Regions from separate parts of the Homo sapiens genome. Here region 2 is linked to region 1. A link is a loop called in an ENCODE intact Hi-C map of the cell type or tissue named here. Cell type or tissue: sigmoid colon. All regions are shown on one strand.

Region 1 (8,000 bases):
GGGAGGGGTGGAGGAATTTGAGGCAGAGAGCAACCATGTGCACAAAAGAGATGGCTACAAAAAGGTATGCCAGGTCCAGAGTGCAGCAAGAAATTTGATATTACTGGAATGTGATGTATAGAAGAAATGAAGCCAACCAAGTGTCTGGGATGCTGGGATGCTGTCAGAATGGACTTGGATACCTTGGTGAGAAATTTTGGTCTATTCTGGGAGTAACAATGGTCCCTGAAAAATATTAAGTAACATTGGGTAAGTAGCATAATCAGAGTCGTGCTTTAAAATAATCGTTTAGGAGGCAGTGTTGAGAGTGAACTAGGGTAGCAATTGTCTGCCTAGTATTCTACTTAGTATTGGCGGTGAGCGGGGGGAAATTATGACTAGCCAGAGTCCCTGCTCTCAAGAAGCTTAGACTCCTGGGAGAATAAGTATCTTCAGATAATGTGGAAGAAGATACAAAAGAAGAGGAGAATCCATAAATCACAACGCACTCCTTGTGTTCAGAAATAAAACTCATTTTCTACAAAATTTCCTCCTACGTATTATGGTATGCTGCAGTGATTTTCAAAGTCTTTATTTAGCCTAGAACCCCTTGCTCAAACAAAAGTTAGGTGGAATCAGTAACAAAAAAGTCAAGGAGAAGAGGCTCTGTTCTGGTAAAAAGTAGGGTAAGGAGGCAGAAATCTATTCTTTCATGCTCCACTCCCAATCCTGGATTGGCTTCTTAGGCCACTTACAGCTCAGCAGAGAGCAGTTTGAAAATGATTGATCGGATTAAGGGAACTTGGACTTTGCAGTCCAGGAGAGTTGAGTTTTAATTTTAGCTCTGACATTTATAGGAAATGTATTCTAAAGCAAGTCACCACATTTTTCTGATCCTCAGTTCCCTCATCTGAAAATAGGGGCAATGACAACTACAGTCATGTATCACTCAATGACAGGGATATGTCCTGAGAAATGTTTTTAAGTGATTTTGTCATTGGGAAAACATCATAGAGTGTGCTTACACAAACCTAGATGGTATAGCCTACTACACCCCTAGGCTATATGGCATAGCCTATTGCTCCTAGGCTTCAAACCTGTACTGCATGTTACTATACTGAATTCAGTAGGCAATTGTAACACAATGGGAAGTATTTGTGTATGTAAGCATAGAAAAGATACAGTAAAATGCAATATTATAAGTTAATAAGACCACCATTACATATGCAAACCATCATTGACTGAAATGTCATAATGGGACACATGACTGTACTTCTAAGAGTTATTGTGAAAAATCAAATGAGATGATGTAAAATGATTAACAGAGAGTAGCTGAAATTGATAAGCACTGAATGAATGATAGCAATCATCATCATCATCATCATCATCATCATCATCATCATTTCATATGTAATTAGCAAAGGATTTTCTAAAAGTGAGACCAGCTTATCACTCAATCCCGGCTAGCCAGTTGCATATTCTTTTGATGAAGTTAACAGGATCAGTTCCTCAACTTTAAAATTCCAGGAAGTCAATCTCACCAGCATACCTCGAAGTGACCAAACTTTGATGGATCAACTGCAATAGCCAAACTCATAAAACAAGAATATGCAGATTGGTTACCAATATAAAATTTATAATGGGATAGAGACCCTTCTAAGAGCAAAAATAATTGGTTTTGCTATTCCAGATACCTCTTTCCAGTTAGGAGAGTTGGATGTGCTTCCAGAAACCTGGTCAGCATGCAGAATAGCTCCAGTAGCTCTCAGCTATATGGACCCTTCCTGACCCAGAGTTAGACCCGGTGAACTGATTACCAGAATCCTCAAGCTCACCAGGTACTGTGCCCTTCACTCACCCAAACAAGGCCTTTGGTAGAGTACAACAAATACTGATGACCTCTTACCATGTATTCAATTTAATGACCTTAGATGTCAACTATGAGTCGGTCATGGTTCTAGATGGTTTAGATACACACATTAGCCAAGTTAAGTAACGCTAGCTGCTATGTAAACCACCTCTATAACCTCAGCAGGTTAACACAATAGACCTGCTCACAGGTCTTGCTCACATAATGGTCAATATTTCTTGCTCACATAATGGTTCAGTGTAGGCTGGGCGATGCAACTGGGTAGCTCTCCTCCAGGCAATAAGTCAGGTATCCAGGTGTGTGAATCTGCCATGCAGGTGGGGGACACGGTGCATGGAAGATTATATTAAACCTTTCATGGTCAAGGCTAGAAATGTCATACAACACTCTGTCGACATTCAATTGGCCAGCACCCAGGCGCATGGCTCTGAAGAGGCTATTAAATGAGCTGCCTTTATGTGTCCAAGAACAAGAAATGAGGTTGATGAGCTACATTCTGCCTCACAGTCCGTCCGATCTCTTTCCTGGTTGGGTTTACATCAACTATCTCTTTTCCTGGCTTTCAGGCAGCCCATGATTGGTTGAGCCTATCTTTGCTTCAAAGTGATAAAGGCAGTCCTGTTGAGTGGGACCTGGCTGAATTTAATGACAGACTATCACAACCTGAACCTGAATACTTTGGCAAGACGTGACATTTCCATTCATTTATATGGCAGAGCATGGACTATCCACCTGTAAGGGCAGGCCACTTCCAGTCACTCTCAAAGGGTCTCTATTTCTAAATTCTTGTAATATTTTATGCTATCCTCTATAGACTGACATAATCTACTTGCTTACATGTTCCTTTTTTCTGGAAGGCCTTCTGTCATTCCATAAACTGGTACAAATATCTTGTCTGGGTGCATTTCTTTCTTCTTGAACCTTCCGCACCGTAACATCCTTTACATTTTATTGTCATTTAACCTTTTGATCTTTGAGATAGACAAGGGAAGGGACCGTGTCTTGAGCACATATTTCTTTATTCTTAGCATCTAATACATTACATAAAATGTTAAAGCCACTGAAATGTTTTTATTTAATTAATCGTTTATTTACTTAATTTAGTATTATTTCTTGAATGCTGACTGACTGAATGAATGATTGAAAAATGAAGAAAAGCCAGGTATGGTGGCACTCATCTATACTTCCAGCTACTCAGAAGGCTGAGACAAGAGGATAGCTTGTAGTCAGGAGCAGGAGGCTACAATGAGCTCCGATGGAGCCTATTAATAGCCACTGCACTCCAGCTTGGGTAACATAGCAAGGCCCTGTCTCTAAAAAGATAAACAAATAAAAATTTAGAAAATAAATAAAGAAGATTAAGAGAGTGTAGAGTTGTCATTCAGCCTGCTTTAAAGTTTCCAGACTAGCTTTGGAATTTAGAGGAAAGAAATGAAAACCTCTGGATGGCTTATTGATTCTCTGCAACAGTTTGGTGGTGAATCCAAGATTTTTATTGCCATTTAGTGGATAAGAACACTGAGGTCAACATCATACTGTGGGTCAGTAGAAGAGATGACATTTCAACTTGCATCTCTCTGGCTTGAGCCCCTGTTCTTTCCTCTCATGAGACCTCATTGCCTCCCTTCTGGTGAGTGAAGGAGTATGATACCCTTTCTACTTGTGTAGTTCTTTAGGGTGTCCCAGGCATGTCACAGCCAGAACCTCACTGGTGCTGGCATGGCAGCTATCACTGGGAGGATGCACTGAGCCCCTGCTTTGTGACAGAGCCAGCTGCCCAAGGCACAGCCAACAGCTTCTAATCAAAGGGAATTCTGAAGAAAAAAAAAAACCTTCAGCAATCTTCTGGGGATTCTTCCTATCAAAGTCCCTGGCAATAAATAATACATGAAAAGAGATCCGCTCATGCGAAGGTGGACTTCAAAGCGGGTGGGGTAACAGTGCTCAAACCCACCACTTGGCGTCTGTGCTGTCTGCTCATTCCAGAAGTTAATTCACAGAGAATAGCATGAGGGAATGCCTGCCTCCCTGCAGCTGATTCATGGGAACTCCGAGCCTGCATTAACAGGAGGGAAGGGCAGCTTGCTAGTCTTTCAAGAGCATTTTCCCAGCCCCAAGCCTTAGAGCTAGGCCTTGGACTGCTGCTGTGACATGTGTTCTGAGCTAGTCCCAAACAAGCACAAACACAATAGCCTCCACTGATCAATGCAGCAGGGCTGAAGGATGGAATCCAAAGCATGAACCCTGAGAACAGAAAGTCCCAGCACTCGCTCTGTGCAAGTTGCCATGAACTCCAGCCATGCATCCTGTGGCCAAGGATGGGTGGCCCCCGAGCAGGAAACTCTTTGGCAGCCTCCACTGCGTGCTTTGCCTGCTGACAAGAGCACACCCTGGCCTTGGTTATTGCCCTTATAAAACAGCTCAAGGAGGATGTGAGCCAAACGTTTTAAATGTGCCTGGAAGAAAAATGTTAACTATGAATCCACGCGGTAGAACAGTACAGTACAACTGCAACAACACGCAGCACTGCTCTCAGAGAAGGGGCCAAGGAGGAAACTGCAACTGTTGCCCAGGTTTCCTGTGGCTTTTCCTTTTCCTCTCTCTGGGGCCAGGGCTGCTCTGAAACCCACTTTGCAACAGAATCTGAGAAATGGGTGCTTTTGTGGCTGTAATTAGAGTCATAGAATTTACAGAATTTTCCCTATTAGGGGAGACTTTAATCCTCCAGTTTGCATGTAAATAGAGACAGAAATTGAAGCTTATAGAGGTCATCATCAAGGTCTATCCTTTCTTACTGAAATTCATTTTGCCTGTTTCCAATCCACATTTTGCAAAAGAAAGTTAATGCATGTAGGATGTCTTTCATAATCGGTACCTATTATCTATCAGGTAATGTCTTAGGTATTTTTCCCATAGCTTATTGAATCTCCAGTACAGCCTTAGAAAGAAATATTATTACCTATATATTAAACAGAAAGAAATAAAAATTGTAGGTGTGTATGTTCCAATACCGGCAAGTACTGGAACAAGCATTAGATCCCTAGTGTCCCTGACCCCAGAACCTCTGTTCTTTTCATTGTGCTAAAATGCCACTCAAGTGTCATTTAAGAGACACATAAGTGTCACTTACACATAAGTGTCTCATATCTCTGGGCTACTGATATCCATTTTTTCTCTAATAACTCTAATAAAGATATTCAATGGAGGTAATCAGAATGATCTTTGAGTACTTCCATCAGGATAAAACCTATTTTGTCCTACCTCATGTTGAAATACCAGAAGCACCGTAGGAAAAAGGACAAGAATGCCCACCAGTGGCATTAACATTTTTTTTTTTTACACTTCAGCCAATAAAATAGAGCAAAACTTAGAAAACTAAAGCAAGAATCCTGCTTTATTTGATAATTGATTGTATAGTGTAAAACTAAGAAAAAATAGCTGTAAAAACTCATAGAACTACTAAGAGAGCTCAGTAAATTAGCCAAATAAAATTTAAAATCAAATCGATGACTTTTCTACATAACAGCAATCTCCATTTAAAAGACACAATGGAAAAAGATCGATTATACTTGTATTAATATATACACCTAAGTACTTTAACAAAATTGTGTGATCTATTTAAATGAAACCACAGAGTTTTACAGAGACTCAAAAGAAAATTTTACAAAATCAAGAAAGGTTTTAAGTTTCCAGATGAGATGCATGAACAAGGATGCCAGATCTTCCCAAATTAATACATAAATTTATCATGATAGTAATAAGGTTTTTACATTAAAAACATCGTTGTAGAGTTATTCAGAAAAGACTGAACAGATGAGTAAAATAGCTAAGAACACATATAAAACAAGAGAAAGAAACGAGAGAGTTTGTCCATCGAAAGATATATAATATTGCAATCATTAAAACAGGATTATACTATCACAAGACTGGATAGATCTACCAGTGGAACAAGACAGAAAGTTCTAGAATGATCATACAATGATCTGGAACTTAATATATGATAATAATGGAAGTAGCAATATTCAATGCAAAATTCAAAGGTATAATATTCACCATATAATACTAGCAAAAGTGGCTAAAAATATGGAAAGAAATAAACATTTACTTAATCCTAATATCACATATCTACCAATTCAAATTCCATATGCCTTACAGATTTATGTGAAAACAAAGAAAACAATTATTAAAATATGAAAATTACAGTAAATATTTAAATTATCTTGAAAGCAGGAAATAACTTCTTCAAACTTTTATTTTAGGTTCAGGGGTGTATGTGCAGGTTTGTTACACAGGTAAACCTGTGTCACAGGGGTTTGTTGTATACAGAAATAATTTCTAAATATAAAATAAATGCAAAAAATCAGAAATAACACAAGTCACAAAAAAAGACACTGCAAAAAAAATACAAAAGAAGAAAAATGTGAAATTAGAAAAGCATTTTCAATGAATAAAAACAAGAGTGTAATACTTTTATATATATATAGATGTATGTGTGTGTCTGCATATATATAAATACATCTCAGAAATCATTTTTAAACAATTTCCAATACCCATTAGCATAATCATACTAGTAGCTATGCCTTAGCCCGTTCTCACCAAGCGGAAACATTCACCTGGATGCTCTGTATTTATCATTTCATATAAGTTTCACACGACGGCATTGGGTTATTTATGCACACAAAATGAGAATGCTAAGACAGGCAATGGTTATTTGCAGAAGGTCACACCACTGGGCCAAAAAAGAAAGAAAAAATCAAAACCAGATACATCTGTCTATAAAGGTCTTACTTCTAAACATGACCCTATATAAAAGTGGCCAAAAGTGATGAGTACCTATGTCAAAGAGGAAGAAAAGTATTTGGTTAACAAACATTTGATTAGTGTTTAGTCTGCCAGTATTCAACATTAAGAGACACCATTTTTAACTATCAAATTAACCCCAAAAATGAGAAATAACAACAAGACCAATCAATGTTGGTGAAGCATTAGCAAAGACGTGGAATCAACTTAGGTGCCCATCAACAGGGTACTGGACACAGAAAATGCGGTACATATACATGATGGAATATTATGCAGCCATAAAAAAGAATGAAATCATGCCCTTAGCAGCAACATAGGTGCAGCTGGAGGCCATTATTCTAAGTGAATTAACACAGGAACAAGAAACCAAATACCGTGTGTTCTCTTGTATACGTGGGAGCTAAACACTGGGTCCTCATGGACATAAAGGTAGTAACAATAGACACTGGGGACTAGTAGAGGGAGAGAGAGGCAAGGGGGCAGAATTTGAAAATCTACCTATTGGGTACTGTGCTCACTATATGGCTGGTAGGATCAATCATAGCCCAAACTTAGCATGATGCAATGTACTCATGTAGCAAACCTGCATGTGTACCCTTTGAATCTAAAATAAAAGTTGAAATTATTTAAAAAAAAAATACTAGTAAAGGTGAATTCCACATAGCTGCAGAGTCAAAAATGCACACACCTTTCTGGAAAAGAATTTGGCAATATACATCAAAAGTCCTTAAAAATGTTCTTACTGAATAACTCTGCTTCTAGGAATGTACACTGAGGAAACCATCAGAGAAACTCATTCAAATGTATTCACAAGGAAATTCACTGAAGGCCTATTTATAAATTTACTTAAAGAATTGAAAGTAAAATTAGTGAAAATGTAAAGTATCCAGAATATGGGTGTGGTGGGCTGAATAATCCCCCTCATCCCCCAAAGGCATCCAGATCTGAATCCTCAGAACCCAGAAATATGTTACTTTCCATAGCAAAGGGGTCTTCGCAGATACGATTAAGTTAGAGAAGAGGAGATTATCCTGTGTTACCTCGGTGGGACCACTGTCATCACAAAGGTCTTTTTTTTTTTTTTTTTTTTTTGGAGACAGAGTCTCACTCTGTCTCCCAGGCTGGTGTGTAGTGGCATGATCTCGGCTCACTGCAACCTCCGCCTCCCAGGTTCAAGCAATTCTCCTGCCTCAACCTCCTAAGTAGCTGGGACTACAGGCACATGCCACCATGCCTGGCTAAGTTTTATAATTTTAGTAGAGACAGGGTTTCACCATGTTGGCCAGGCTGGTATTAAACTCCTGACCTCAAGTGATCCACCCACCTTGGGATCCCAAAGTGCTGGGATTAC
Region 2 (8,000 bases), 410 kb before region 1:
CTTCCCCCTCCCAACACACATCACCCTTCCCAGCCTCTGGTAACCACCATTCTACTCTCCACCTCCATGAGATCCACTTTTTTGTCTCAAACATATGTGTGAGAACATGCAATATTTGTTTTTCTGTATCGGGCTTATTTCACTTAACATGATGACCTGCAGTTCCATCCATGTTGTTGCAAGTGACAGGATATCATTTCCTTTTTAAGGATGAGTAATATTCCATTGTGTATATGTAGCACATTTACTTCAACCATTCATCTGTTGATGGACACTTGCGTGGATTTTACATCTTGGCTATTGTGAACAGTGCTGCGATAAACATGGGAGCACAGCTATCTCTCAGAAGGTCCCAGGCTTGATTTAATGATCTACTGTTACCATCTTGAAATTCTTAGTAATTGTTAGACAAGAAACCCTGCATTTCCACTGGGCATGGTGGCTCATGCCTGTAATTCTAGCACTTTGGAAGGCCAAAGCTGGAGGATTGCTTGATCTCAGGAGTTAGAGACCAGCCTGAGCAACACAGTGAGACCCCATCTCTACGAGAAATAAAAAATAGCCACGCATGGTGTGGCTTATGTCTGTAGACCCAGCTAGTTGGGAGGCTGAGATGGGAGGATCTGCTTGAGACTAAGAGTTCAAGGCTGCACTGAGCTATGATCATGCCATTGCACTCCAGCCTGGGTGTCAAACAAGATCCTTTCTAAAAAAAGCAAAACGAAACAAAACAAAACAAAAACAGCCCTGAAACCCTGTATTTTCATTTTGCATTAAGGCCTACAAATTATGTAGCTGGTCCTGATGCCTGATGCTAGGTATAGAATCCGGAGCTGAGCAAAAACCAGCCATGGTCCTTGCTCTAGCATAGAGTATAGTATAGGAGGTTGACTACCTGGGACAACTCACTTTGTGATTCTCAGTTTTCTCATCTGTAAAATGGAGATAGTCATTCCAACTTCAAAGAGCTGCTGTGAGCACTAGAGATGATTGTGTAAAGTGTCCAGCTCAGTGGCTGGCATGATGTGCTCAGTGGGCATGAGATGCAGAGTCCCCATTTCCCTGGTCTCTCAAGGGAGGTCAAAGCTGGTATTTTTCCTGCTACCTTGCTCTCATTGACCCACCTAAATACTCTTCCATCTGTTACACACTTGGTGTCTTTTGGGGATCAACCTCTTTGTTAGAAGCCTTTGTCTTCCACTCTGCAGTTGGGCACACCCAGGATCCCAAAGCCTGCCAAGGCTTTCCCACTGGGAAGCTAGCATTCCTCCAGTGCTTTGGATTTGCCATGGCAGTGCCCTAATGGACCCAAGGCTGATTCTTCAGGCTGGTTGAAGCCCTGGAGGCCCCCATAAACCTGAGTGTCATGAACAGATGGCAGCTTCAGATTCATAGCATCTGTTGGTGTCAAATGTTAGGAAGAGCACAGCCAATCAATTATCAGAGCGTCCTTGTTGAACAAGGCTCTGGTCACTGCTGGAAACCATACCAGAGCTGTTGGTAGTGCCAGGCATTTTTCAAGGAAACACAAGCAATTTAAGATAATCCATGGGTGGAATTTTCATCCCGGGCTCCCCAGTTTCCCTGAAGAACTGTGTGCAGTTGCCAAATGATAGTGAAATAAGCAGTTTGTGATTTCCTTTGAGAAACAAATGCCTTGTGATGGGAGTTAGAGTGAGTCCATCATAATACGTAAGAGAAGAGGGACAGCGTGATTCAAAAGCAAGAGCATGGATTTTGAAGTCAGAAAATCTGGGCTCAAGTCCCATCCTCGAGTTTTAGTAGCTGTGTGTCATTAGACAAGTTACTTGCCCTCTCTGATCCGCAAGATCCCTAGCTATAAAATAGAAATAATACTAGTTACCTTCCAACGCTGTATGTAAAGGAAATAGTACAGGCAATATCATGGAACTCTAATTATCAACATTGCTTTCCTTTCCTGTTCTGTTTTGGGTATCCACTGGCTGAAAGGCTGGGAGGTAGATTCTAAAAATGAAGCTAAGAGGCTACTTTGTATGGGTCATGCTTATGCCAGTTTCCTGATGGCCCATTTCCATGGGCAATTGGCACTGTTATTACATCAATACTTGTCACTCTAACATGGTACAGGTTCACCTCCAGCTCAGCAGCTCTCTGGCCGAGTGCTAGCTCACCCTGGGGATTCTCAGATCTCAGCACTGACACATGTCTTCATGGTGAAGACAGACTGATTGTGTGCCTAAAGGTAGACAGTTGTTTCTCTGCTTGAGGTCTTTTGACTATGCAGATCATGTTGTCCAAGGCCAGCATTACTGCCTCCTAACAGGTCTCTTGCGGATAATCCAGAATTATCATCTTCAGTCTACTCTACCTTATTCCCTTCTTCGTTCTCTGTCTCATCATTCATATATTCATTCTCTGAATGAGGATTGTAAGCTAGCACTGGGAACACAATAGTAGACAAGACTGGGAGCAGCCATGCCTTCAGGGAGTATCCAATCCAGAGGAGGAGACACAGTGGCTGAGGAGTGCAGCTGCAGGCTGTGGGTGCTTGAGGAAAGCAGGTGCACACCAGGCTGAGGGTGGGAGGAAGTGTCGGAAAAGGTGCCTTTCGAGAGCCAGAATTGACAAGTAGCCACCCAGTGGACCTGTGTTTCTTCTGGCTTCTGAGGGTCCTCCTATTTAGAATGTGAGTGACTGTGTCTTGTGTCATCATTCTGTCCATGTTTATCTCTTCAAGTAGACTAAGAATCCTGTCAGAGCAGGAACTGCATCTTCCTCAAGTAGCTATCCCTCCATGCTAATGTTAAATGATTAGGAATCAATCAATCAATCAATGAATTAGTTAAGTAGTTGAAATGAGCATAGGGCGATTTTGGGTGGAGTCACCATCGTGAATAAATATCCCTGTGGTACTTAGGAGAAGGATTCACGTACACACTTCTTGTACGTGAATTTGTACTTCTTGTACTTAAATTTTTGCTAGTGCCAATTCAGGCAAAGCATATTTTGTAGCTTCTTAATTGTAGTGAGCTGAAACTAACAGCAACAAAAAAGCAACACAAATAATAACTACTATCTAGTGAGAACTTACTATATATCAGGGATTGTACCAAGTCCTTCTCATGTTTACCCATTTAATTCTCAGACTGTCTTTATGATACAGTGACAATTATTATCATGCCAATTTTACAGGAGGGGCAACTGATACATGGAGAGGTTCAGTTGTCCCCATAACAAGTAAGTTTCAGAGCCGAGGTTTGAACTAATGCGGTCTCCCTCCCACATCAGAGTTCTGGACCTTGGCAGTGGATTATCTCACTTCCTGCACCCTGTCAAGGGTTAATTCTTGCCTTGTGCCAGGAGCACTGGCAGATTTCTGGCAGTGTGTATTCATCCCTTTGCGGCCTTGGCACAGATTCCCATTCCCTTCTGCTGACTGATCTCTCTTAAAAGAAAGTCATTTTTGACAGAGACATGCATGGAAAGGTCCAGTTTATATGAGTTTAGTCAAGGAATTTCCAGTCCTATTGACAACTGAGTTGTAGCTTGCAGGACCCCACTATTACTCAGGAAAAAGGCTGTGACCGAATGGTTTCTGTCCTCTCTGCCGGCCAGCATTTTGCAATGTTGGTAGGGCCAGGCATTATGACAGGGAATCCAGTTGTTGTTGTGCATATTTCTGAAGACACACGATTCTGACATCTGTAACCCTGCAGTCAGTCAAGGTTTGTACCAGCGTTGTAATCTGTTTCAGGGCTGCCAAATAGTTCTTTTGAAAAACTTACTGGCAGCTTACCCGTTTTCTGCTGTTGTGTTTTGAACAAGTGTTTCCCAAAACTATTTCCTAACAGCACCAAAGGGTTGGAGGAGGAAGGAAAATAAAACAGGATAGTAGAATTTACTGGGGAGGAAAAACACAAAGTGAAACCACCACCACCATTTACCAGCGTCACTCCTAAGCCTGGACTGTGGCTCTGTGCTCTTCATAATTTGAAATCAGAGCTTCTGAGCAGGCGCCCTTTCTCTGGCAAAGGTGATCTCTGTTTTTATTTAGGTTCAGAGAGGGGTTTCTCTTCACCCCTTTGGAAGTTTTCAGTTGGCAACTGTGACTTCCGGGAGAGAAGTTGCAGGCAGTGGATGATTGGAAAATACCCAGTCGTAGAAGAGGCCAGATGCAAAGATGTTGATGACCTGTGGGTTTCAAGGGCAGGAACTCCTTGTTCTGCATGGTGACTGGTGTCACGTGTGTCCAGCTCAGGCCTGCTGACGGAGCCCGCTGCTCATACCATCTTGAGTTGAACAGACTGGACCAGAGGCCACTGGAAGCACAGCTCCTAAAAAATACCAACAGTGATTTTTGGCTTTTTCCCAGCAACCAGGGAATCAGATTGGAGCTAGGTCAGGGTTGTGAGCACCCATTGCTCTCCTGCACATTGTCCTTCCTTTTGGGGTTTTGGAATACACATGGATATATTTAACTAGATATATTACATATATTTTAAAGATATATACTTAGCGTATATATTTAACATAGATATTTCTAGAATATGCATATTCTGAATATATGAAACATCTAAGCTTGACATTATTTGTACATAAAGTAAGTATAATATTTACATTTATCACTTTAAATTTTATACATAGAATGGTTATTTCTCAAGATATCTATATATCTATGTATTTCCAGCTCCTAAATATATTTATATATCTTTATATCTAAATACAGCGAAGATGGTTCATATAAATAGATATATACACACGTACACACACACTGTATATATATGTATATATGTATATATATGTATATATATATTTCTCCTTTTCCAGCTTTTCCAGTTACCTGCACACACACACACAGATACACACACACAGACGCACATAAGCATCTCGTATATAGAGTTTCCTCTTTCTTAAGCTGCCATACCTCAGCAGTCATTGGACACCCCCACATGGCTGTCAGGGCCAGCAAAGCTGTATCCCCTTGGAGAGGCAGAAGAAATTCACAGTCCCCTTGTAAAATCTCTCACTTGCCTTGCACTTAGGGGATGTCAAAAGTGTTCTCTCTCTGCCAGCTCCTCACTTTCCATACCCCCTTGAATCTCACATATTTACCACCTTGTTTTTTCCTTCTTTTTTTCTTTACAATTTTTCAACAGGGCCTTTATTTTCATCAAACGAGCATTTTAATGCGTAGTTCAAGAGAAATTCAGTCCGTATGTTTCAGATTCATTTACAGTTAAATCATCAGTAGTTTTGCAATCACAATTTGGCAGCCAGGAGATCTTGGAGGCTTTTTTTTTTTTTTTTTTTAGGCCCTTTGACTTGGAGTCAAGATGTGCTGTACAGTTTGGTGCTGAGTGCTCTGGACGCCCCAGCAGGGCCGGAGAAAATCTGCAGAGGCAGCAGCAACTGGTAGGTGGAGCAGGGGTTTGGGCCTGCGGACTGTGCTTGCTTCTTTACCATGTGCTCAGAGGCCACTTATCTGAAATGAACTGTGCATTGTCACCCTGGGCTCGGCTTCTCCATCTATAGACTAGGGTGTTACCTACACTTATGAACGTCTTTGTGCTTCATTCCTTTTATCTTGAAAATAGGCATAACAGTAATAGGCTATGAAGGATGCATAAGCTATTCAGGGAAAATGCTTAGTATTTGGCCTTGTAAGAGTTCTATACGGCTGGGCACGGTGGCTCACACCTGTAATCCCAGCACTTTGGGAGGCCAAGGTGGGGAGGATTGTTCGAGCACAGGAGTTTGAGACAGCCTGGGGAACATCGTGAGACTCCCATCTCTATAAAAAATAAAAAAATTAGCTAAGCATGCTGGCATGCACCTGTGGTCCCAGCTACTTGGGAGGCTGAGGTAGGAGGATCTCTTGAGCCCAGAAAGTAGAGGCTGTAGTGAGACCTGTTTGCACCACTGCACTCCAGCCGGGATGACAGAGCAAGACCCTGTCACAAAAAAGAAAACAAAAAAGAGTTCAATAACTCAATGACGGTTACTATTGTTCACATTCCTGCCAGTTGGGTAGAAAATTGCCAATATTGAGGACACCTTGTATGTGCCAGGTGCTGTACTGGCTGCTTTTAACTCAGTTCTAATGAGAATCCCACCTTGTCTCCTACCTCTGCCTCTTACCTTGCTGAGTGTCTTTTCTTCTCTGCATGATTCGCTCTTCTCTTGACTTTCTTGACTGGCTGCAAGTTCACAGGGCTCTGTTGCAGGTCTCCTCTTTTCTGTATCCATACACTCTCCTTAGGCAGATGCATCTTTTTCTATAGATTTAACAACTTCTATGCTGTATTTTCATCCTCAACTTCTTCCCTGAGGTTAGGCCCATACATTCATATTCACTTGGATGTTGCCAGGGGCCTTTAACTCAATAGACCCAAAGCAACATGCTTGACCTCTCTGTTGTCCTCCCCACCTCCTCTGTCTCCAACAAATGGTCCTGTGTGCTTGATTCCTTGCCCTGGCTAATGCTATCACCACCCACCTAGTTACCTAATCCTGGGCACCCATCTTGATGACTCTTTCTGTTTAACCACCAGTCTAATAAATGACCAAGTCCTGTTGATTTTATGGATTTCAGGCTTTTTGAATTTGCTCCTTCCTCCCAGTTTCTGCAGTTCAGCAACTCAGGCTCTGGCAGTTCTCCTAATGGCAGCAGCAACAGCCCTTCTCTTACCTCCTGGCTTCCAGCATTGCCCCCTTGGAAGTGTGTCTTCCACTTGCGGCTGGGTGAGCTTCTGAGACAGGTCAGAATTTGCTTCTGGCTGCAAACTGTCTAAAGAATTAACAACCAAACTCCTAACTTTCACATTGAATGCTTGCTGCTGCCTATCCTTAAGTTACTGACCCACCCTCATCCTTGGTCTCATCTCCTGCCGTTAATTAAAACATAACAGTCTGGTAATCCCTGGGTGGGTCCTGAAGCCACTTTCTGAATGATTGTACTGGGGTGACATTCCAGATCTATTTGCTGTTTTATAAACTCAGGACATTGGGGAGATAATGGAGTAAGGGTGCCTCACTGTGCTACCTCCAGCAGACGCACATCATGCCTGCCTGCCAAGCAGAGCTCTGCAGACCAACTGCAACCCAGCTTCTGCAAGGGACCACAGATGCTGGTTCTCATTGGCAGTGCAAGTCAAAGGAAGTATGATGGTACTCTCTGGGTATAAGCTGTGGCACTTCAGGATTTGTTGAAGGGCAGGAGCTGGCTCTGGGTGGCTGAGGCAGGCCTTTTGACCTGCTCTTCCCTCATCACTAGGACTGGAGCAGAAGAGAAGCATCCTTGAGTCTCAGCAGAGCTCGTGGGTAGTCAGTAGGGTGGCTGTGAATTTGTAGTGGGAGGCTGACCTGCAGAGATGGATATCAGCTCTCTGCTTTCTTTCAGCCAGGACCAGGCACCCCACTCTGCTCACTCCATATTTTTATGCCAAGAGGAGAGAGATTGAGATGGACTATGGTCAAGTGCCTTCAATGAGCCTAGCTTCATGACAATGGCACGTGAGTGTAACCAGAACCCAGAATATTCTCATAGAAAGTGGTGGTGGCCTGGCTGACATGGTGGTGCGTGGCTGTAATCCCAGCACTTTGAGGGGCTGAGGCAGGAGGATCCCTTGAGCTCAGAAGTTTGAGAGCAGCCTGGGCAACATAGCAAAACCCCATTTCTACAAAAATTAAAAAATAACTGAGAATGGTGGTGCATGGCTGCAGTCCTAGCTACTCAGGAGGCTGAGGTGGGAGGATTGCTTGGGCCCAGGAGGTTGAGGCTATAGTGATCTGAGATCATGCCACTGTACTCCAGCCTGGGCAACAGAGCAAGACTCTGCCAAAAAAAAAAAAAAAAGAAAAGAAAAGAAAAGAAAGAAAAGGAAGAAAGGAAGGAAGGAAGGAAAAGAGAGAAGAATGTGGTGGCCCATGTCACCTGCTTCAGAATGTAGAACAAAATAGGATCAGAGTTTCTGACTGCTGCAAAGCTCCTCTGCAATTTGTTCTAGCAGATGCGCCCA

Evidence for each region. Peaks named below come from ENCODE experiments on the same cell type or tissue, not always from the same donor. Only the 100,000 strongest peaks of a DNase experiment are listed, where the experiment ranks them.
Region 2: a loop joins it to region 1, with 3 times the contacts of the local background. A loop is called at or near these places in 3 of 110 quality-filtered maps.

The regions. Positions count from the first base shown.
Region 1 is chr9:108,138,738-108,146,737 of GRCh38, forward strand. The region is part of intron 4 of LOC105376214 (a long non-coding RNA gene); the gene reads right to left. Among named protein-coding and RNA genes, the nearest start is that of KLF4, 650 kb to the left of the region's middle. In sigmoid colon, no CTCF peak of the experiment used is centred here; a DNase peak (open chromatin) is centred at 4,154; H3K27ac peaks cover 1,183 bases.
Region 2 is chr9:107,729,499-107,737,498 of GRCh38, forward strand. It overlaps LOC124902242 (a long non-coding RNA gene), which reads right to left and starts at 4,984. Exons shown (of 2, transcript XR_007061719.1): 1 at 4,907-4,984; 2 at 3,865-4,316. It overlaps LOC105376208 (a long non-coding RNA gene), which reads left to right and starts at 5,301. Exons shown (of 7, transcript XR_930229.2): 1 at 5,301-5,394. In sigmoid colon, no CTCF peak of the experiment used is centred here; DNase peaks (open chromatin) are centred at 3,603, 4,243 and 5,393; H3K4me3 peaks cover 1,010 bases; H3K27ac peaks cover 1,572 bases.